Regions from separate parts of the Homo sapiens genome. Here region 2 is linked to region 1. Evidence: read pairs that join two places in POLR2A ChIA-PET (ENCODE). Cell type or tissue: OCI-LY7. All regions are shown on one strand. Each heading gives the region's core, and the rest is flanking DNA. Links, peaks and the distances in the headings are about the cores only.

Region 1 (12,125 bases), core at 2,311-10,310:
ATTCTTCAGATGGACAGAGATTGCACCCAGACAGCAAGCATGGATATTGACAATGTCCTTGTGAAGAACTGTGACATTTAACTTGTTAGGCTGCCACAATTTCATAGATGCTCACAGTAGCTCTTTCTTCACAGATAAAGACTTTTATTATGTCTAGCATAGCAAACGGTATGGAATTCATTTCTGTGATGAGTTCCTCTTGCACCCTAAGTCCCTTGGGGGTGACATGGAGTGCGAAGGTGGATACTGTGAATGCAGAGGACCCTTGTCACAACTGAGGACCCTGAACTTAGGGAACTCTTTTATAATAGGCTGGAAGCAAACCTGTCCAAGATTTTCCCCAGAGAGAGATGTTATACTGATCAGCAAACAAATCTGCCCTCTGCTGTATCTGGCTAGTTTGTCTTTATACGAAAATGTTTAAAAATATAATCTAGAACAAAGGACATCAGATCGGTACTTCTACTGACAAGATGTGCAGAAACCCAAGAGATCCATGGAGAATTGTCTGCCAACAGTCCTGAGCAATGAATATGCTCATGGTTCAAACTCTTCCCACCAGAATTGTCTCCCCACTCTACTAATTCTAATTTATTTGAGTTACCCGTGGAGTGGGTCTTTTTATATTACCTTTATCATAGGCATTATTGATGATCAATAGACTGGCTAAGACATAAATAACAAGAAGTACAGAGGAGAGCTCATCATTGATTTGGCCCCATTTCATACATATGTACTATAAGTAATATTGACCTTTTTGAAGTTCTAGAAAATTCATTAAATACTAATAGCTCAAACTGGAATTCTTTTTAAGGAAGATAGTCTGGGAAAAAAAAGAAAGTTTTGTGTTGGAGAAACAAGAATCGGCTATTTAAAAAGATCTATATAAATACTGAGAACAGGATTAAGTCTTCCTGCAGTCTGAGTCAAATCTGTGGTTAGGGCTGAATGTTTATGACGATTGAGTGATCTGATGAATTACAGGTTTATAGCTTTCTTTTCTAGGTACTTAATTGTCTGCAGGAAGCTGGCTTTTTTGAAGTGAATTTTGTGTTCACTGTTCATATGATTGAAGTTATTAATGCCAAGGATTATTTAGTCACCCCTCCCTCAGTGTTACCAACCAGAAAACTGAGGCCCAAGTCGGCTGGGAGAGTTGCCTAAAGTTACATGTGAGGGAGGAGCAGGGCTAGCCTCTCACATTTCCCTGGAGGGGCTTTGTTTATTCAAAGGGTACAGCTTATGTTAAGGTCAGAGAGACAGAGGGAGCGTGCATGCTCCCAAGACTGATTGATCTCAGCAGGAATTGTAATTCCTCTATGTATAGAAAACTCCACTCTTCACTGTAAATACCAACCCATAGTAGTATTGTATTTGGTAACTGGCCATAATGTATGAAAGCTCATTCCAGTTTGTGACTAGAGCTTGGCCCTAGTATAGAAAAATATTAATTACCATTCAAAATCACTTAAAAAAAGATGACTATCCAAAATGCAAACCCGGGGTTGCCTTAGGCATAATAAACAAATAATTAAACCAATTATAACTTACCAGTGAAACTTGCAAGCTTTGAGAAGTTGGCCTTGTTTCATGTTTGGTGAAAGGCAGAGTGGTTTAATTACTTTCGTCTGTGGACAGAGGCATTTCCATAGAGAGCTGGAAGGGATCTTTGAGAGCAAATGATCAGATGATTTTCACCCGTTTGAAGAACTGCGAGCTCTTGGAACCCCAGAGATAGGGTAGAGGGACCCACTGAGGGTGAAGATCTTCACTCTTACTTATTTCTTATAAAGCCATTTTGCTTATACCTGTTTTGTATCTTGATCTCTGTTACTTAGAAAACATATTTTAAAACACACTAATACAGTATTTTATATTTTGACAGGCGTTGGGTGCATGCATTTATTAAAACTAATTGAGTGCACACTTAAGATTTGTAAATTTTATGTAAAAAGACGAAAAAGTTACTGAACTCAATTATGGCATGCTGAAATATTTAGGGGGAGGTGTACATCAGCGTCTGTGAATTACTTTGAAGTGAACCAGAAGTAAGGTGCATTGATGGGTGGATATAAGGTGGATACCCAATAAAGCAAGTATAGTAACATAGTAATGGTAGAAGGTAGATAAAGGATATATGTAGGGGTGCTTATTGTATGATTCTTTCAACTTTGCTGCATGATTGAAAACTTTCTTAAAATATTATATGGGAAAAAACTCACCAATATAGTTTAGCCCTCTCATTTTTGTAAATAAGGAAAGTGATGCTCAGGGAGAATATGATCAAATCATTGGCAGAATAAGATCTAGTACCAAAAAATCTTCAGAGAACTGGTTCTGCTGCCTGTCTATACATTCCGATTTTAGCATTTGCCCAAGAATTTTTGCATGAATGCCAGAAAAATCATGTATTTTTGATGAAATAATAGTATTATTAATGATGAAAAAAGGCATTTTGCAGGATTATTGGAACTCTTACTTTCATGATGCTATCTTCTCATGCCCATTTGTTAATTTTTATTCTGGTAACATTGAGGCAATTTTTGTGCTGCTTGTAGTTTAATACATTAGAGTTTATTGTGAATTTCTATATTATGTAGTATTTACGGCTTAAATTTTCCTTGTTTTCAATTCACAAGTACCTAAATGCATGATATTTTATGATGAATATCTTCCTTTGAAAGTTCAGAAATGAAGGTAACATCTTAGAAAAGGTCCGTGAACGTTCTATAGATTATTTTGATGTCTTTTCTGAAATTGAAAAAAAAATCGCCTTGCTTCTAGTGTTTGACTAGCATGTCATGGTAAAGGACAACCTAAAAGTGATTTCTCCATTACTCTTGTACTGTTCTAGAACACTTACAGGGTAAGAATCTCTGGAGTCAAGTCTGCCTTAGGTTTGAATTCTGGTTATGGTATTTCCAGATGTGAGAACATGGGGAAGTTACTAAACTTCTTTGAGCCTTTTTTTCCTTGGGTATAAAATGGGAATAATACTAGTATCCTATGGCTCTTAGTATTTAATAGGTATCAGGTGTAACTTTTATTAGTAGTAAACTTAGACTTTGCTAGTGAATGATATATCTTTGTTGTATTATATTTGTACTTATAACATCTATTTATATATTATCTTATTTTTATTTATTGTTGATATTCATCTCTACATGGGATTGTGCTTCTGCATATTTACAGGATTTACATCTTGCCTGTGCAGTGTTTGCTCTTACAGTTGTTTACCCCAAAGCATGAGTCATCTACAAAGCACATTTTAGTTAAGATTGGGCATATTTATTTCTCAATTCTGTTTTCCTTTAAATGACTCTTTTGGCCTTCTTAAATTTTGGCATTGATTACTGCTTTTCAGTTTCCTCCCTAGAATCCAAAATGTAAGAATTATAGAATTGTAGCCTTGCATAACTCAAAATGTGAGAAATGTATAAGGCCGAATTAGTAACTAATTAAATTTTTTATCATTAGCGTAACTTTAAAAAATTGCAGTGCAAAGATGCTACTATTTCTTATTAAGTTGATAAAAAATATTGGTGTTATTTGAAGATGTAATTTTAGACAAATGGAAATTTTAGTTGGAAGATTATTAGATACGTATCTTACCCCCCACAGCATACATATACACATGCATAAGAAGATAGTATAGTAAGTAATGTACATGTAAGATAATAGTATACCATTTGAAGGAAAAATTGTCAAGGTTATATTTATTACAGTTCAATCGTTGTGTAATTTTTTTTGGTCCATCATTTGAAATCCTTTTTTTAAAATAATGTGATACTTCTTAGATTTAAGGGTGACAGAATGAGCTTAAGGTACAGCATCATAGAATTTGGAGGCACACAGTCATAGAACACTTACAGGCTAAGAATCTCTGGAGTCAAGGAAGATGCTTTGAGCTCATTTGGAATTTCAGATTTGTGGTTTTTAACACTTGCTGCACGTTAAAATTATTTGGGGGAGTCTTAAAAATACTAATATTTAGGTTGTATCCCAGATGCATGAAATTAGAATCTCTGTGAGGGGTCCTGAATATTCCTAGTTTTTAAAAGCTCACCTGGTGATCCTACAATGATATCAATTATAAAAAACATTTTCTGGGTTTTTTTTTTCTTTTCCACTGTTTCAAGAGGAAACAGATCACTGCTGTAAATCTTGGTAAAGTCATAGAGCTATTTATCTTTAGAATTGAAATAGCATCTTGGTCTCCTCTTACACGGTGGTTTCTCCCCTCTCCCACGATGCTATCATTTTCATTTCCTCTAGTTTGTGTTTTTTATTTTGAGTTTGTGAGGGTCCCCAAAACCACTGGGGTAGGAGCTACACCTGTAGCTAGGCCTGGTTTTGGTGGATGACCCCAGATGAATCACCCATTTGGATTTCCTGAAACACTGGAGAGTAAATGAAGACCCTGGCGTAGCTCCAGTGTACCTCAACTGGACTAGTCAAACTGCTCTGTAAATAGAGTTCTTCTGTGGTCAGGAGAAAACCCTGTGGCATTTCTAGTTGGTTACTCTAAATCTTATGGACTATGTATTAATTATATTGTACTTTATTCAGTAATAATGGAATATATGTGTAATAGAATAGTTTTAGTTTCAGGCATATATTAGGTTTTTTGAAAAGATGGAAGAATAGGCCAGGCACAGTGGCTCACACCTGTAGTCCCAGCAGTTTGGAAGACCAAGGGAGGAGGATCACTGGAGCCCAGGAGTTTGAGGCTAGCCTGGGCAACATAGGGAGACCCCACCTCTACAAAAATAATAAAAAATTAGCCAGCTGTGTTGGTGTGCACCTGTAGTCCCAACTACTTGGGAGGCTGAAGCAGGAGGATCACTTCAGCCTGGGAGGTCAAAGCTGCAGTAAGTGGTGATCACACCACTGCACTCCAGCCTGGGTGACAGAATGAGACCCTGCTTCAAAAAAAAAAAAAAAAAAGAATAAACAAAAATCAATATTACTTTGTCATTGGAACTTAATAACTTAATTAAAATAATTTTACCTATTTTATGATATTATTACAATTTTGTTGTTATTTATAGACAATATAATTCATATAGTATATATATAATTAACTGACTTTCTGTGTATTCCATAATTATTTGGAATATGGAGTTGTAATATTATCACGCCATCAAGGCTAACCTCCAAATGAATGGCAATATGGAGAAATGTGTTTGTAACTCACTTATGATACATTCTTTGGATAAATACAGCTTATTCTAGGCTTTCATCCCCATTTCTTGCTGTGGCGGGATAATGTTGTAGTCTGAAATGGCATGTGGCCAGACGTGGATGCAGTATTAGTGCCTCTTGCAGGCCTTGTTTAAAACACTCACTCTGGGATACTACTGTGCTTCTTTACTTCCAGACTGACCACTGCTCTAAGCAGTGTTGGGGCAATGCCTGGGCTGCCCGAGCCCTTGAAGTTCAAGAAGAAGCACCTGGACTTCTCATGAGGGGAGGTCAGAGTCAATGTAAGTGACTTCCTAATTTGGGGGGCTAAATCCCTTCAGTGATTGAGGTCTGTATGAAGTCAGCCATATAAATAGCTATTTCCAATGTGTTTTATGTCAGCATCATACCCCAAAATACTGCCATTGACCTAAAATAAAACTTTAGAAGTGTTTCTCAAGTAATAAATGCCATGCGTCTCCTGTGAAAATCATCATTTCCCTGAGTTATCCATTGATATTTTCAATTCCATGAAAATACTACTTTGAGGACATTGGAGTTGCTTTGCACGTTGGCATCAATTAAGAGAAAACTTAGAAAGTCTAATTTAAAAATTACTTGGACTTTATAGCTAAGTAGAGAGCTTTATTTGTCAGGCAGAAATGCATATGTGGGCAAAGGTGAAACATTTATAACTTTGAGAATAGTTTTAATTTTGCTAGAGTTAGAGAATTGTTGTTGAGCATTGTTGGTTAATACAGCTTTATATCATTTCAATGATGTTGCTTCAGGAACTCCCAATCATGTAATAATTCTCAAAAGTAACAGTTCAGTAAATTGTATCAGAAAATACTTGCCATGTACACAAATGGACAATAGAAATGGTAGAAATAATGTTTATTTGTGAGAAATTGTAGGGGAATAGAATTAGGTTTCTCCTATAAGGCAACCTAATTTGATGCTTGTATTAAGATGGAATTTTCATTAAAAACCGAGATAGGTGAGAAAGTGATGAAAGAATAGAAAATATTACAATCCCATTTTCATTCTTATCAAATCCTGAGGATCTAAATATCTTTTCAAATATTCTTTTTGTTTATAAGTTATATGGTAATGGTGTTTGGAGATCATGTGAGGATCATTTATCTAGTACAGTTCAACTTTAGAACATTTTGCATAAAATTATAATAATTTGAATAGGAGGGAAAGCAAAGGTCTACAATAAGTAAAGGTTCAAATTAGCTTATTTTTTTCCTTTGTCATGGCTTAGATCCAACTTAGATAAATTTGAGCAATGAATATTATACAAACAAATGTTTTACAAATAGTACTTTCCTTAATTGAGTCTATCCTGTAACACATTAAAATCACATGCATTGGGAAGAGCGTGGAACATGCAGTTCAAAAGCTTCAGGTATACTCTAAGTTCAGACACCCCTTTTTACTACAGTGTCATTTATGTTCTCTCAGCATCAGACCTGATAACCTGTCCTGCCTACCCTCCTGGGTTGTTATGGGGCCCAAATGAGATGACATATGGCATATGCGAAAGTGCCTTGCTAAGTATAACAAGCTAAATAAAATTTGTTATTCTTTTGGATGCAGCATTTAGAACAAAACTTTTATAAAAATCAGGATATTTTATCCAACAACCTTAGAGATGGTTGTCTTTTTTATACGTGTATTTTGGTTAAAGCAAGAAACAAAGTAATTAATATAGAGTAGGCTAAAATGCATGGCATAACAACATCAAAATGCAAAATAGCTTCAGTTACCATGGCATATTCTGGAATCAAACTGTTTTTATTAGTTCCCCGTCTCCCTTTCTTTAACTTCTCCTCCTTCCTTCTCTTTCTTTCTTAACACTGTTTCTTCCAAATTGAAACGTCTTTTCTGTTTATCTCCTGACCATAAGCTTTATACCCCGGGGACCCTTCTTTCAAAGTGTTATATCACTTAGTTATTCTGGCAGATTTTGTATAAGGCATTTTTGACACCCTTCCCTTGATGTCTTATAGTTAGACAAGGTGACGTTCTAAGCCACTGGACCAGAAACAGGAAAAGCAGTGTTTGGTCCCCAAGGAGTGATAAAACTACAGGTAGTGTTGGCAGGTGTGTATAGTCACACTTCAGCTGAGACTGTTCTGTGGTTTGAAACTCTTTAGCTGTATCTGTCATACCACTTACAGTTTTTTTTAAAAAAAAGTTTAAACATTGCATCACTGCATGTTTAGAATAAAGTAACTCAGAGCAGAAACGTAGAAAAGTAATGCATACAAAGGAAAGTAAACAGAGCATGAGAAGAAATACAGAGAAACCTGAATTATATAATGAAAATGGCAAAGATAAATTTTAGGTTGGGAGATGAGGAGAAGACTTGGATGAGAGAGAAAGAAAAGAAAACTGATTTTACCAGGATTGCTCTAGCTTTTCAGGGCTTATTTCAGAAAAGCTGACTAGGGCTCTGGAACCCAGGGAATCAGTGCTCCCCAGTTGACCTATGCCAAGAACACTGGGAAGGGAGAAAAAGCCAGAAGTGAATGGGTAACAGAAGGTAAGGACTCATTTATTCTGGCCTTCATAGTTTAAACAACATAAACTTAAGAGGAGTATTTGTTTTGAAACTATTGAAACTTATTAGCATCAAATACTTGCTATGATTCTTTGTTATTGGTTGGTTGTTTTTGAAACCTCTGGTTGAAAGAGTGGTTTAGAAAGCTCAATATTTCCGTAGCTATGGTTTGCCATCCTGTTATTACCCTAAGGCAGAAAATTGGGGTTGCTTCTTCTCTATTATTCTTCTTCCTTCGTTTCTTTAATATAATCATCCCTTTTCTTCCCTGCCTTTCTTCCCATGTCTCTTTGTTCTTCCTTTGCTTACTTGTTTTCTGTTCCCCTACTCCAAAATTTTAGAATGATTTATTCAGACTTACAAGTCATTACATGACACTGTAAAATCTCAGAAATATTTTTCTTCAGGCATATCAATAATAAGTAATATCAACTCAAAGAAGATTAATGTGCCACTTTGAATTCTCAAATTTTCTCTACTGTGAAAAGAGACTAGTATTTGAGAAAAACATACAAGTTAAAACCAGAATATTCAGAAATTTGGGCTATTTTTGAGCATTAGCTTATGCTTCTCAGAATTTATATGTATGTAAACACTGGAAATTTTGGACTATGATATTTAGATAGAGCCTAATCTTACTGAGGGTTACTATCTGGTAGCCAGCACAGGATTTGTGAAAATCAGTCTCTGATTCCTTGAGATTTCTTTGTTTACCTGGTTTCTGCATTTGAGTGGTTATTGAGCTGCTGTAGTGTACTTCTGTCTCTCAAGTAGGGATATCATTAGCTGGCTTGTACTTGTCTTGGAAACATTACAAAAAAAGTGCCCCTTCTGAGCCAAAGAATTATAAACCACTTTTCAGTTTGGCTTGGCATTGAAATTGGGCTGAGTTTAGGCCCCTCATGCCACCCAGGAACTTCTGCACATAAATAAACAGTACAATCATATGCAGTAATCCCTAGGGAAAATGTGATTTTTTTTCTCTAAAAATGATGGTGCTTTATAAATCATCAAGTCTTCAAACCACAGCAAAATTTTTTTCAGTCTTAGTCAATAATCAGACATTGCTGACTTTTGTAAGTAAGAGATTATCAACATTTTATCTGTCAAATATTTAAATATTTGACAAATCAAATATTCAAAGCTTTAAATAAAGTAATATTGTAGTAATATGATATAAATAGGAAAGTGCATCGGAAATATAGGTATACCTTTTTTTTTTTTTTTTTTTTTTTTTGAGACAGAGTCTTGCTCTGTCGCCCAGGCTGAAGTGCAGTGGTACGATCTCGGCTCACTGCAAGCTCCGCCTCCCGGGTTCACGCCATTCTCCTGCCTCAGCCTCCTGTCCTGAGTAGCTGGGACTACAGGCACCCACCACCACGCTCCACTAATTTTTTTTGTATTTTTAGTAGAGACGGGGTTTCACCGTATTAGTGAGGATGGTCTCGATTTCCTGACCTTGTGATCCGCCAGCCTTGGCTTCCCAAAGTGCTAGGATTACAGGCGTGAGCCACTGCACCTGGCTGGTATACCTGGTTTTATTGCACTTTGCTTTATGATGCTTCACAGATACTGCATTTTTTTAACACAATTTAATGTTTGTGGCAACCCTGTGCCAATGCCATTTTTCTAACAATATGAGCTCGCTTCATGTCTCTGTGTCACATTTTGGTAATTCTCACAATATTTCAGACTTTTTCATCATTATTATATCTGTTATGGTGATCTGGGATTGATGATCTTTGATGCTATTCTTGGAATTGTTTTGGAGCACCATGAACCATGCCCATATAAGACAGAGAACTTTATCAATGTTGTGTGTGTCTTCTGACTGTTCCACTTACCAACCATTTTCCAGTATCTCTCCATTTCCTTGGTTCTTTCTATTCCATGAGACACAACAGTATTGAAATTAGGCCAGTTAATAACCCTACAGTGGCCTCTATATTTTCAAGTGAAAACAAGAGTCTCACATCTCTCACTTTAAATCAAAAGCTAGAAATGATAAAGCTGACTGAGGATAGTATGTCCAAAGCCGAGATAGGCCAAGAGCGAGGCTTCTTGGGCCACAGAGTTACCCAAGTTTTGAATGCAAAGGAAAAGTGCTTGAAGGACATTAAAAGTGCTACTCTGGTGAACACATGAATGATAAGAAAGCAAAACAGCTTATTTCTGATATGGAGAAAATTTAAGTGGTCTGGATAGATCAGTCAACCACAACATTCGCTTAAGCCAAAGCCTAATCCAGAACAAGGCTCTAACTCTATTCAAGGCTATGAAGGCTGAGTGAGGTGAGGAAGCTGCAGAGGAAATGTTGGAGGCTAGCAGAGGTTAGCTCAGAAGGATTAAGGAAAGAAGCCTTCTCCATAACCTAAAAGTGCAAGGTGAAGCAGAAAGTGCTTTTGTAGACGCTGCAGCAAGTTATTCAGAAAATCTAGCTAAGATCATTGATGGAGGTGGCCACACTAAGCAACATATTTTCAATGTAGATGGAGCACCCTTCTATTGGAAGAAGATGCCATCTAGGACTTTCATAGTTAGAGAGGAGAAGTCAATGCATGACTTCGAAGCTTCAAAGGACAGGCTGACTCTTTTGTTAGGAACTAAGGCAGCTAATGACTTTAAGTTAAAGCCAACGCTTATTTACCATTCTGAAAATTCTAAGGCCCTTAGGAATTATACTAAATCTACTCTGCCTGTGTTCTGTATATGGAACAACAAACCCTGTAATACAGAACACCTGTTTACAGCATGGTTTATTGAATATTTAAGTCCACTGTGGAGACTTACTGCTCCAAAAAAAAGATTCTTTTCAAAATATGACTGCTCATTGGCAATGTAGCTTGTCACTCAAGAGTTCCAAAAGAAATGTCCATGGAGATTAATGTTGTTTTCACACTGCTAACACAACATCCATTCTATATCTCACAGAGGAGCAATTTTGGCTTTCAAGTGTTATTGGTTAAGAAATACATTTTGTATGGCTATGGTTGCCATAAATAGTGATTCCTCTGATGGATTTGGGTCTGAGCAAAGTAAATCGTAAACCTTCTGAAAAGAATTCACCATTCCAGATGCCATTATGAACAATGAGATTCATGGGATGAGATCAAAATATCAACATTAACAGGATTTGGAAGAAGTTGATTCCAACTCATATGAATTACTGTGAGGGGTTCAGGATTTTTAGTGGAGGAAGTAATTGCAGATGTGATGGAAATAGTTAGAGAACTAGAATTAGAAGTAAAACCTGAAGATGTGACTGATTTGCTGCAATCCCATGATAAAACTTGAGTGGATAAAGAATTGTTTCTTATGGATGAGCAAAGAAAGGGGTTTCTTGAGATAGAATATACCCCAGGTGAAGATGCTTTGAGCATTGTTGACATGACAACAAAAAATTTAGAATATTACATAAACTTACTTGGTAAAGCAGTGGCAGAGTTTGAGAAGACTGACTTCAAGTTTCAAAGAAGTTCTATTGTAGGTAAAATGCTACCAAACAGAATAGCATGATACAGAGAAATTCCTTGTGAAAGAGTCAATTGATGTGACAAATTCCATGTCTTATTTTAGGAAATTGTCACAACTACCCCAACCTTCAGCAACCACCACCTTGATTAGTCAGCAGCTATGAACACTGATGCAGGACCCTCCATCAGCAAAAAGATTACTATTTACTGAAGGCTCAAATGACTGTTAGCCATTTTTAGCAATAAAGTAATTTTAGGTTAAGGCATATACTTTTTTTTAGAGATAATTCTATTGCACACTTAATAGACTACAGCGTAGTATAAATATAACTTTTGTATGCACTGGGAAACAAAAAGGTTTGTGTGACTCACTTTATTGTGACATTCACTTTATTGTGGTAGTCTGGAATCAAACCTGCAATATCTCCAAGGTATGCCTGTATAAGAATTGTTTCTATGGTATTTAATGAGATTTGGGGCTAGGAAAGCAATTTGATTTAAATGAAAGATTGAAATTTCAGGAAGTATATATTGAAATAGAAGTACTATACCAGATAATGTTTCTGTCCATCTATCTATTTTTTGACACATTCATACAGCTTTAAGACAATACAGAGAAGGTAGAAACTAGGATGGGGAAGATTTCTGGTTAAAAACTTCACACTTGAAGTCATGATACTTAAATGCATTTTAAACACGCGAGTGACTTAAAATTTGCACGAGAACTGGAATTTGGATATAGTATGATTTTCAGTTTGTTCTTATCTCTGGTAGAAGTTCTTATCTTGTGGGGACAGGAATTCCACAGAGGAAGGTGATGCGGATAGGAAATGGGATACTACTCTGTCTCAGGAAGCAGAAGGCAGAGGGGGGAGTCCTCTGTCTTAAGTACATTT
Region 2 (12,125 bases), core at 1,936-9,935, 810 kb before region 1:
GCTAGTTTTTGTATTTTTAATAGAGACGGGGTTTCACCATGTTGGCCATGCTGGTCTCAAACTCCTGACCTCAAGTGGTCCACCCTCAGCCTCCCAAAGTGCTGGGATTACAGGTGTGAACCACTGTACCCAACCTTTTTTTTTAAAACAAAAACAAAAACAAAAAAAAAAACAGGGTCTCACTCTGTCACCCAGGCTGGAGAACAGTGGCACGATCTCGGCTCACTGCAGCCTCCGTGCCCCCCTCCCCAGGCTCAAGAAATCCTCCTACCTCAGTCTCACGAGTAGCTGGGACCAGAGGCACACTCCACTATGCTTGGCTAATTTTTGTATTTTTAGTAAAGGTGAGATTTCACCATGTTGCCCAGGCTGGTCTTGAACTCCAAAACTCAAGCAATCCACCCACCTTGGCCTCCCAAAGTGCTGGGATTACAGGCATAAGCCACCACGCCTGGCCAAGGATTTGCCTCTCACCATTTCCCTCCCTCCTGGTGCCGTCTGCTTATGATACCCGTCTTTCATGAAACACTTTCCATCTCTACACCAGCTCTACTTATTCTTCCCCACCTGTCAAATGCTTGTCCCAGCAAAACCGCCTTCTCTGCGGTGCCTTTTTAGCATTCCCAGCCCCAGCATCATTCCTACTGCACTCTTAATCTGACATTGTAGTTTTCATCTGTACAAGTTTGAGCTGGGTCTACTTTGTATCTTCCATGTCTCTATGTAACTTCTAAATATATAGAAGACATTTATAATAATGTTTAATGTTCACATGCTATTTCTAGCCTATGTCATGTCTGAATCAGTTTCAGTGGACTCAGTACAGCTCACATTTTCCTGCCTCTTAGCATGCCTTGTCATTTTTTATTGGATGCCAGATATTGCAAATTTTACCTCTGTGGGTGCTGGGTATTTTCTGTATTCCCTTTTTTTTTTTTTTTTTTTTTTTTTTTGGAGATGTAGTCTTGCTCTGTCACCCAGGTTGGAGTGCAGTGGCATGATCTCGGCTCACTGCAAGCTCTGCCTCCTGCGTTCACACCATTCTCCTGCCTCAGCCTCCCAAGTAGCTGGGATACAGGCACCCAGCACCACGCCCGGCTAATTTTTTGTACTTTTAGTAGAGACAGGGTTCCACCATGTTAACCAGGATGGTCTCGATCTCCTGACCTCGTGATCCGCTCGCCTCAGCCTCTCAAAGTGCCGGGATTACAGGCATGAGCCACCGCACCCGGCCATTTTCTGTAATCCTATATTCGTGAACTTTGTTCTGGAGTGCAGTCAAGTTACTTGGAAACAGTCTTGCTGTTAAGAAATTAGGTGGGCTTCATCTAAGGCTAATCTAAGGCCTCCACTACTGAGGCAAGACCTTTCTGAGTACTCTACCTACATGCTCTGTGAATTATGAGGGTTCCGTCTGGCTTGTGGGTGAAATAGGCAGTATTCTTGGCCCTGTATGGAGAAACTGTTCCTTCCAATCCTTTTAGGTGGTTCTTTATGAGGCCTCCAAGAGCTTCCTCATGCCCTGATTAGCACTCTACTGGATGCCTGGTAGGCGCAGGGCCAGGGGGCTCCCCGTGCATATCTTCAGAGTTCTCCCTCTTTGTAGCTCTCTCCTCTCTGGGTGCTCTGTCTTGTGAACTCCAGTTACCTCGATCTCCTAGACCCTCAACTCCATCTCCTCAACTCAGAAGTCTGCTGGGCTCTGCCTGGCTTCCCCCTTCCCTGTCACAGCCTGCACACTCTTTCAAGGCAGTAAGCCGGAGCAGTGATAGGGTTCACAGCATTTGTTTCCCATCTCTGAGATTGCTACCCTTCATTGTCTGATGTCCGGTATCTCACAAAGTGTTGTATCATACGTTATATCTAGCTTTTTGGTTGTTTCAGGCAGAATGGTATATCTATTCCCAGTTACTCCATGTTGGCTGGGAATGGAAGTCCCTACTGAACTCTCTTACATCTGTATCTGTATCATAACCTACCATACTAAGCACATGGCATTGAAATTGTCAGAATAAAATGTGCTTTACAAGGGCAGAGACTCTTTTATATTATGTCCTTTGTGCTTTTAACACTTGATACACAGCAGATGCTAAGGTGTTCAATATGCGTGTTGAGAGAAAGAAAGACTGCTCAACTTCTTGTATGCTTCAGACCTGGGAAATTTTTATTTATTTATTTATTTATTTACTTTTGAGACAGAATTTCGCTCTTGTTGCCCAGATTGGAGTGCAATGGTGTGATCTTGGCTCACTGCAACCTCTGCCTCCCAGGTTCAAGCAATTCTCCTGCCTCAGCCTCCTGACCACAGGCTGGGATTACAGGCATGTGCCACCATGCCCAGGTAATTTTTATATTTTTAGTAGATACCGGGTTTCGCCATGTTGGCCAGGCTGGTCTCAAACTTCTGACCTCAGGTGATCCACCCGCCTCAGCCTCCCAAAGTGCTGGGATTACAGGCGTGAGCCACCGCACCTGGCCAGACCTGGGACATTTAAACAAAGCTAGCATTGAAAACTTCACTATAAGACAATAATCTACTTTATCTCCTAATATGTCACTTTCATGCACCTTCTTCTCTCGCCTAAATGAGCTTTCTATAGAGCCCTACAAATATCCTCCCTTACCTTTTTCAGAATTCTATGCATCTTTCAAGGTCCTAACCAAGTTTATGTTCTCTATAAAACTGGCCTTGTTAAGTGTTTTCCTTCTGCTTTAAAATCCTATAAAACTTATTGCCCATAATATTCATTTGGAATATTTCTTATGCTGCCTTGTATTGTTTTCCTTTTCATGGGTGTATCTTTTGTTTTTCCTAACTACACTGAAGGAGTTGGGGACTATAATATGGTTCTTCTCTATGTCACTCAGGAGTATTTACTTTCCATTGAATCCTATAGGAAATATGCAGTGTAACCATACAAACAGCACCCAGTCATTCTATTAACTCACCATCTGCAAGTGAAGGGTGAGGGGAAGAGGACTCCTGAATCCAAATGATTTTTTCATTTCCATTATTAACTACATTACCACCTGTAGAAGATGTCTGTTGTTTTTGCCCACATGGTATCTCTTCTCTCTTCTGTGACAATAACTCTATTTCCTTTGAGGACCCACTGTCTACTTCTGCATTAAGTCTTAGTGGAACCATCCTTCAATACCCTTCCTCCTCCTCTGCTCTAGGAGTGGTCATGGAACAAAAAACAGTTGGGTGAATCCAACTCTTTCCATGAGCAGTAAAAGAAAGATCATGAGGCCGGGCACGGTGGCTCACGCCTGTAATCCCAACACTTTGGGAGGCCAAGGCAGATGGATCACCTGAGACCAGCCTGACCAAAATGGAGAAATCCCGTCTCTACTAAAAATACAAAATTAGCCAGGTGTGGTGGTGCATGCCTGTAATCCCAGCTATTTGGGAGGCTGAGGCAGAAGAATCACTTGAACCCGGGAGGCGGAGGTTGCAGTGAGCCGAGATCGTACCATTGCACTCCAACCTGGGCAACAAGGGTGAAACTCCATCACAAAAAAAGAAGAAAGATCATGATTTAGGCAGATTCATTCCAGGGTAGACCCTGAAAGGACTCCTGTCACTTCAATGCCTTGAGATGCCCTTGTTTGGGTCCTTTCAGAGGCCTTGGCATATACTCACCCTATAGCCTTTCGAATACATCCTTTTCTTAAATTAGCCACAGTTGGTTTCACTGCCTGCAAACAATGAATCCCTACTAACACAAAGTCTTTGACTCAACTCATTTAAGTGTCTGTAACTAAGGCATGGTCCAAAATTTTTAGCTTTTTCTTGAAGGCTAGGAATCATGTTTACAAAATACCAAAAGCAGGCAACTTACTCAGATCTAAAGTGACTCCAATATGTGGTTGGTAGCAAAACATTAATCTCTAATTAATTTTTATTTATTTTTATTTTTGAGACAGAGTCTCGCTCTGTCGCTCTGTTGCCCCGGCTGGAGTGCAGTGATGCGATCTTGGCTCACTGCAACCTCTGCCTTCCGGGTTCAAGCGATTCTCCTGCCTCCCCAGTATCTGGGATTACAGGCCCCCACCACCCCACCTGGCTAATTTTTGTATTTTTAGTGGAGACGGGGTTTTGCCATGTTGGCCAGGCTGGTCTCAAACTCCTGACCTCAGGTTATCTGCCTGCCTCGGCCTCCCAAAGTGCTGGGATTACAGGCATGAGCCTCCCAGACCATCCCCAGGCTCCAGTGTTTGAGGAAGCAGATTTCTAGTACTATATGCATCCTAAAGCTAAAAGCTACAGATCCAAGAACGCCAGAGCAGCTTAGCATCAACCAAGAAGCACTTACTGCATGTGTTTTTCTAAGACACTCTCATTTTCCTCTTACATATTCGGTTTTTTCTGTACATTGTCAGCTCATGAAGCTCAGCCTTAAAAACTCAGAAACAATGAATTTTGCTTTAAATATATATGAGTCTCAAATCTACTTACAGGTCTTACAGTTAATTTTCCATTTTCTCAACTGGAAAAAATAGAAAATTTTAGTTTCATTAGAAATTGTTTGGTCTTTATTTCATCAAGATTATTTAACTGGTTACTGCACAAGAATCTAAGCTACCGTAATGCTGGAACTGTTTCATGTTTCTCTTCCTTTTCCTGATGCAGTTCATTCAGTGATAGGATCACAGTAATATTCCTACTAATTTATTAACCCAAATTAGTGCTTTACAGTAACTGTCAACTTTGCATTTCTCAAGAGCAAAAATTTTATTACTTGCCAGTGGAAAATCCAGTTAACTCTCAGCATACATACATGTTTCTCCTAAAAACACCTTACGATACTGAAGCAAAGAAATAAGATTTTTGTAATTATGCTACCATTCTGTACTATACACGCTGTAAACTAGGCCACTGGTTTTTTGTTTTTTTGTTTTTGTTTTTGTTTTGGTAATCTGGTTTGAATCTATCAAAGATTTAAAAACCTTTGTATTCCTACCATGCTAGATTCAAAACAACACATGACACTTTTTCTCTCGTGTGGGTTTCCAGGCCATGATAGCGACAGGTCTGCGGGACGCTGGCGCCCGGCCCGAGCGTCGTTGTCACTCCAAGTCCACAGCCTCTAGAGCCAAGGCAAGGGACCTCACCAGGAAGGGAGATTCGCCCCCTGTGCCCCTGGGACGTCCGAGCGGAACCCATCGGCCCGGCTCCCGGAGACTCGCGGGGAGGAAGGGCTGTCAGGCCAGGCGCGCATCACGTGAAGCTGCCAGTTCCGGGATCAAAGACGTACCCCGCACGTGGGCTGGGCGCCAGCCTGGGACCCCCGGGGGCCGCGCGCCCACCGCCCAGGAGCCCACCCCAGCCTCCACTGGGAAAATTAGCCCGGAGCCAACGTGTCGCGGATCCCACAGCCGCCTGGAGCCCTCCCAAAGCCCCGCGCCCAGGCCTCCCCGGGCACAGGCGGCGCCCCCTTCGGCCGCGGCCGCAGTCGCCAAGGGTGGCTTCCCTCTCTGAGTCTCCGCCCCGTGCGCCCCGGCACAAGAAAAAGCGGATTCCGGGGCCAACCGCCCGCCGCCTCCGTGCACTCACGTCCTCCATCCTGCCCCCCGCCGCCATTTCCCGACGCCGGAGGCCGAAGCCCTGGCCAGCCCGGCCTCTCCACCTGGACCTGTAAGCCTCTGGCCGCGAAACTCGCCACCTTCTGGGACCTGCCAGGCCCCTCCCCAGACACACCCCCTCCTGCGTCCGCCCCGCCTCCGGCTGGCCCGATCCCCGCCCCCTTAGCTCCGATTGGCTGAGATGGTGGGAGGGGTGTGCCGGCCCAGAAGACCTGGACTGTGGGCGGTGGCTACCGCCTGAACCACCTCGGTTCCTGGGGCTTCTGGCCGCAGCCCCTCGGTGCGCTCTTACCCAGAGACTTGAGCATTTAAGGATGCCTTCCTAGTCCAAGAATTTAACTATTTTCGGGCTCCACTTGCATATTTTAAGAACATTAACTTTTTTCGGTCTTGCCTGGTTGTTTGCAGACACAGCTCTACGCCTAGGTAGAACCAGCGGTAAAATCCTACTCCGCCAGCAGAGGGACAGGAGCAGAATAAAGATTCCAATTTCCATGACATATTTACAGATTTCTCCAATGGGAAACAAAGCAGTTCGGAATGCTTACGGCGTTCGTTTATTAAGACAGAGTCTCGCTCTGTCGCCCACGCTGGAGTGCCCTAGCACGACCTCGGCTCACTGCAGCCTCGAATTCTTGGCCTCCTGGCCAGTTCTCCCACCTCAGCCTCTCAAAGTACTGAGATTACAGGCGTGAGCCACTGGGCCCTTGTTTCTTTTAAAATTGAATTTCAAAAAGAGAAAAAACTTCAATGACATTTTCTAAAAAGCTCATGATTGTAAAAATGTAAGCAAACAAGGAAAGAAATTTTCTGTTACCAGCTCCCGGAGAGAACTTTGATATCAGTTAGAATATATACACTCATACATTTTTTTGGTGGGGCGGCGGAGACGGAGTCTCGCTCTGTCGCCCAGGCTGGAATGCAGTGGTGCAATCTCGGCTCCCAGGTTCAAGCCATTCTCCTGCCTCAGCCCCCTGAGTAGCTAGGATTACAGGCGCGTGCCACCAAGCCTGGCTATTTTTGTATTTTAGTAGAGACAGGGTTTAGCCATGTTGGTCAGGCTGGTCTGGAACTCCTGAGGTCAGGTGACTCGCCCGCCTCGGCCTCCCAAAGTGCTGGGATTACAAGTTTAGCCACCGCGTCTTGCCCACTTTCATACATTCTAATGCTTATTTGTACATTGAGTATAGTGTGATCCAGTTTAGGATGTGTGAGATAAAACTACGCAAATGTTAGTGAAGGAAGAGATGGTGTAAGACTCCACGTGATCTTCTTTTTTCTTTTTCTTTTTTTTCTCGTAGAGACAAGGTCTCACTATGTTGCCCAGGCTGGTCTCATAATCCTGAGATTCTATGAATTATTTATCACAAGCCTTTTCTAGACGTGCAAATTTTCTTCTCTGCATTTTATTTTGAAAATTTTCAAGCCTACAGAAATGTTGAAAGATTAATACAATGAACATCCATGTACCCCTCACACTTGATTCATTAGTTGTTCATTTTTTGTCTTGGTTGCTCTGTGTGTGGGTGTGTGTGTTCACATACTTTTTTTTTTTTTTTTTTTTTTGAGATGGAGTCCCGCTCTGTCGCCAGGCTGGATGGAGTGCAGTGGCGCGATCTCGGCTCACTGCAAGCTCCGCGTCCCGGGTTCACGCCATTCTCCTGCCTCAGGCTCCCCAGGGTCTGGGACTACAGGCGCCCGCCACCACACCCAGCTAATTTTTGTATTTTTAGTAGAGACGGGGTTTCACTGTGTTAGCCAGGATGGTCTCGATCTCCTGACCTTGTGATCCGCCTGCCTTGGCCTCCCAAAGTGCTGGGATTACAGGTGTGAGCCACCGTGCCTGGCCATTTTTTAACTGAACTACTTGAAAGTAAATTGAAGACAATATGAAGCTTCATTCCTAGATACTTTGTTGCCTAAAATAAGGATATTTTATATTTTCTTTCATAACCACAATATCAATATTACACACAACTAATAGTAATTCCATGTTTACTAATAACCAATCTATGGCAAAAATTTTCTAAGTTGTTTCCAAAATGTCTTTTTTAGCTGCTTTTTTTGTTTTATTTTGTTTTGTTTTGTTTTTGAGATGGAGTCTTGCTATGTTGCCCAGGCTGGATTCACACTCCTGAGTTCAAGCAATCCTCCCACCTCAGCCTCCCAAGTAGCTTGGATAACAGGCATACACCACTGTGCCTGGCCCAGCTGCTGTTTTTTCTTTTTCAGTAACCAGAATCCAATCAAGGTTCACACATTTCATTTCATTATTATGTCAAGACATGCTTTTCTGTTGTTGTTTTCGACACAGGATCTCACTCTGTTAACCAGGCTGGAGCACAGGGGCGCTATCATAGCTCACTGCAGCCTCAACCTCCTGGGCTCAAACAATCCTCCCTCTTCAGCCTCCCAAGCATCTGGGACTATATGTTCACACATCCATACCAGGCTTATTTTTAAGATTTTTCTTTTTGTGAAGATGGGACTTTGTTATGTTGCCCACGCTGGTCTCAAAACTCCTGGTCTCAAGCCACCCTCCCGCCTCAGTCTCCCAAAGTACAGGGATTACAGGTGTGAGCCACTGCACCTAGCCAAGACATGTACTTTCACAGGGACAGCACACTGGTTAAGACCAGGGCTCCAGAATTAGTCATGGAGGTTTGAGTTCTGCATCTTACCAAGCATGTGATATTGGGCACTTAGCTTAAGTTCTTAGGAGCTGACTGGGCAAGGTGGCTCATGCCTATGGCCCCTAGCATGTTGAGACACCAAGGCAGGAGGATTGTTTGGTGCCTGGAGTACGGGACTAGCCTGGGCAACATGGTGAGTCTCTGTCTCTACAAAAGATTAGAACATTAGCTAGGTGTGGTGACGTGCACCTGTAGTAGCAGCTACTTTGGAGGCTGAGGTGGGGAAGTTTTAGTTTCCCTTTTACAGAAATTTTCTTTCCTTTTGTTTTGTTTTGTTTTGTTTTGAGATAGAGTTTCACTCTTGTCGCTCAGGCTGGTGTGCAATGGCGTGATCTTGGCTCAGTGCAACCTCTGCCTCCCAGATTCAAGTCATTCTCCTGCCTCAGCCTCCCAAGTAGCTGAGATTACAGGCGTCAGCCACCATGCCTGGCTAATTTTTGCATTTTTAGTAGAGACAGCGTTTCACCATGTTGGCCAGGCTGGTCTTGAACTCCTGACCTCAAGTGATCTGCCCACCTCAGCCTCCCAAAGTGCTGGGATTACAGGCGTGAGCCACTGTGCCCAGCCAGAGATTTTCTATTAAATAAAATAATGCATGTAATGCTCTTTATACAATGTTGTCTCTACAAAGCACTAAGCAAATGTTAGTCATTTTTTGTCTAAATCAGATTTATTAAGGCATTATTAACATACATAATCATTTTTGTTTGTTTTTTGTTTGTAAAGACAGAGTCTCACTATAGGCTGGTCTTGAACTCCTGGTCTCAAGTGATTCTTCTGCCTCGGCTTCCCAAAGTGCTGGGATTACAGGCAAGAGCCACCATGCCAGACCCATTGTTTTAATAATATATTAAAAATATGTTCTCAGCCCATATAATGCTCTAATGACTGTTAAAGCAATTTATATAAGCATAGCCCTGTAAATAAGTTATATTTAAAAAGTATCTGACACTTCATTTTTGTATGACTAAAGATCTTTTGGTGAAGATTCTTGCGTTTATTTACTTATGAGGAGTAAGGAGAGGAGGAGAGAAGCTGTTTTCCTAGTGTTGGGGCTCAGAAGATAATATCGGCTAGGCGCAGTGGCTCACACCTGTAATCCCAGCACTTTGGGGGGCCAAGGCGGGCGAATCACCTGACATTAAGACTTCAAGACCAGCCTGGCCAACAGACGAAACCCCATTTCTACTAAAAATACAAAAATTAGCCAGGCATGGTGGCATGCGCCTGTAATCCCAGCTACTCAGGAGGCTGAGGCAGGAGAATGGTTTGAACCCAGAAGCGGAGATTGCACCACTGCACTCCAGCCTGGGCAACAGAGCAAGACACTTTTCAGATTTAAAAGTTTAAAAATGCAACTAGCCTGGCCAAAATGGTGAAACCCCGTCTCTATCAAAAATACAAAAATTAACCAGGTGTGGTGGTGCGTGCCTGTAGTTTCAGCCACTCAGGAGGCTGAGGCACAAGAATTTCTTGAACCTGGGAGGCAGAGGTTGCAGTGAGCCGAGATCATGCCAGTGCACTCCAGCCTGTGTGACAGAGCAAGACCCTGTCTCAACAACAACAACAAAAAAAAAGAAGAGGATAATATCACAAGTATAGTGCTTTTGCATGCTGAGTACTTGAAGTGAAGGACACATTGGCAGGCCTCAAAAGCCAAGTTTCTCTATGACTTTTGAACAAACAGGCCTTGCTGACCCTGGTACTAAGCATTAAAGTAGATGCTTGTAAATTCTTATCCCTACTCAGTCTATTGTCATTAGATCACCTGTAATCCCAGCTACTCAGGAGGCTGAGGCAGGAGAATTGCTTGAACCCGGGAGGCAGAGGTTGCAGTGAGCCGAGATCGCGCCACTGCACTCCAGCCTGGGTGACAGAGCGAGACTCCCTCTTAAATAAATAAATAAATAAATCTGTTATGCTTTTCTCTTGTTAATCTGGCTTTTGTTATAGGAGTGTCAGCCATGACCTTTCCACCTCTATGCTACCAAACAGTTCACCATTAGAAGATGCTGGACTGAAGCCCCATCTTTCCTGTGTTGTCACCATCAGCATTGTTCCAGGCACCGTGCTCATTCCTGATCACAGATATTAAAATGTTAATAATATCTCATTGATTTTTTTTCAACATCAAAATCTGTCCTTTATTCACTATGATTTCTATTATTCAGCCTGGCATAACGTAACATGCATACAAACAATAGGTACTTAATTGATATTTTTGTTAATTTTAAAGCAGGATCTCTTTACTGATATTGACTTTAATCTGCCTTTGAAATGGATTTATTTATTTATTTATTGAATAAAGATGGGGTCTCACTATGTTGCCAAGGCTGGTCTTGATCTCCTGGGCTCAAGCAGTCCTCCCACCTCGGTCTCCCAAAGTGCTGGGATTATAGGCATAAGCCACTGTGCTCAGCCTAAATTTATTTTTAATCAATAAATAAAAGTTATATATATTTATGATGTTCAACATGATGTTTTGGTATATGGATACATTGCAGAATGATTGAATCAAGCTAATTAATGTATTTACCACCTCCCATACTTATTTTTTTTTTCTTAACTTGCCTTTTAAATAAAATTTTAGAACAAGTTGATCCTAGCTAAATATTTCTACAATTCTCTTAGGCTGCCCTATACCATTGTCAGAAATGAAGATATCCAAAATTCTGTCTTTGGATAATGTTTTGTAGCTAAATCTCTCTTAGGTACTTAGAGAGATGCCATTGAAAAATTCCCTTTCAATGAACAGACAAAAAAAGGAGGTCAATAGTTATTTTAGCATATCAAATTATATTTAGTTTATGTACTTTTTTCTGGAAAAATTTTTTTTTCTAGAAAGAAATTTAAGGATATTGTAAGCAATTGGAAACATTCCAGTTTCCACTTATTTGTTTCGTAAATGTTTGTATCTTTCAAAGCACCTGTACCACAAATAGAGTCCCGTTGTAACCAAACATTCCACATTTGAGTGATAATGGACTCTGTTAGAGGTCTCAGGGCTTGTAAAGTTTCAGGCTTGATATCCAGTACTTGCCCTCTCATTATTGTTTGTTTTCTCCTAAAGTTCTTATGATCTCAAATCCTGGCATTTAAAAGCACACTTATTTTTGAAGGCAGAATTTTGTTTGTTTGTTTGTTTCACTGACTCAGGAGCAGAAAAAAAAGTTTGCTAAAAATCCCAAAAGTAATTCATGTTTGGATAGACACCAAATATGTGAAGTTTCAGACCAAAACCACAATTTCTCTGAAAGGTTTTAGAAAACACATACCGAAACTCAGGGTGAAAATGAATTTTGTAACCTTCATGAAACTCAAGGCTACTACTTAGTGATTATAGAGCTGACCTTGTCTAATCTCCACTCACTCCTGATTCTTCTTTAATGCCAAGTACCAGGCTCAGGCATCCAGCCCAAGCAGTCGGCAGCATTCTCATGGGAGGAACTCCTTATTTCAGAAATAATCAGAAGATGGGGCTTTAAGTGCTTTGTAGTGATATCTCTTTTAATTAAGTTCTAGACAGTTAAGAAGTAAAACTTTTCTTTTACAATACAATTCATAATGCTGTGTGTTGAGGTCTAAAAGAATATTTGAAGGTATCCCCAAATAACTTATAAAATAATTATTTTGATTCTCCACACTGAGCTGAGCAGTAGCTCCCTAATCTGGCTCTGATTCAGTTCCAAACTATATGAGGCTTTACCCTCTTTCAGGAAGCTCACTCTGCTGAGTCTCAGTCTTTGTACAACCGTTCTAGGAATCAAAGGGGCCTAGTTCCTTTCCAACTTGACTTTTATATTTCTTTTAAAAGTAATCCCCAGTTGATGGATTATTTATTTA

The links. Peaks named below come from ENCODE experiments on the same cell type or tissue, not always from the same donor. Only the 100,000 strongest peaks of a DNase experiment are listed, where the experiment ranks them.
Region 2: POLR2A ChIA-PET joins it to region 1 with 11 read pairs; 2 of 35 experiments call an interaction of 5 or more read pairs at or near these places.

The regions. Positions count from the first base shown.
Region 1 is chr4:165,914,454-165,926,578 of GRCh38, forward strand. All of the region lies in intron 1 of TLL1 (tolloid like 1), which reads left to right. Among named protein-coding and RNA genes, the nearest start is that of TLL1, 47 kb to the left of the region's middle. In OCI-LY7, for the core only: no CTCF peak of the experiment used is centred there; a DNase peak (open chromatin) is centred at 7,268; H3K4me3 peaks cover 2,847 bases; H3K27ac peaks cover 2,825 bases.
Region 2 is chr4:165,107,187-165,119,311 of GRCh38, forward strand. It overlaps TMEM192 (transmembrane protein 192), which reads right to left and starts at 5,674. Exons shown (of 6, transcript NM_001100389.2): 1 at 5,561-5,674. The coding sequence starts at 5,587. RefSeq lists enhancers at 4,950-5,189, 5,970-6,029 and silencers at 5,220-5,479, 5,648-5,846. In OCI-LY7, for the core only: CTCF peaks have their summits at 5,311, 6,063 and 6,268; DNase peaks (open chromatin) are centred at 5,215, 5,505 and 5,775; H3K4me3 peaks cover 2,275 bases; H3K27ac peaks cover 542 bases.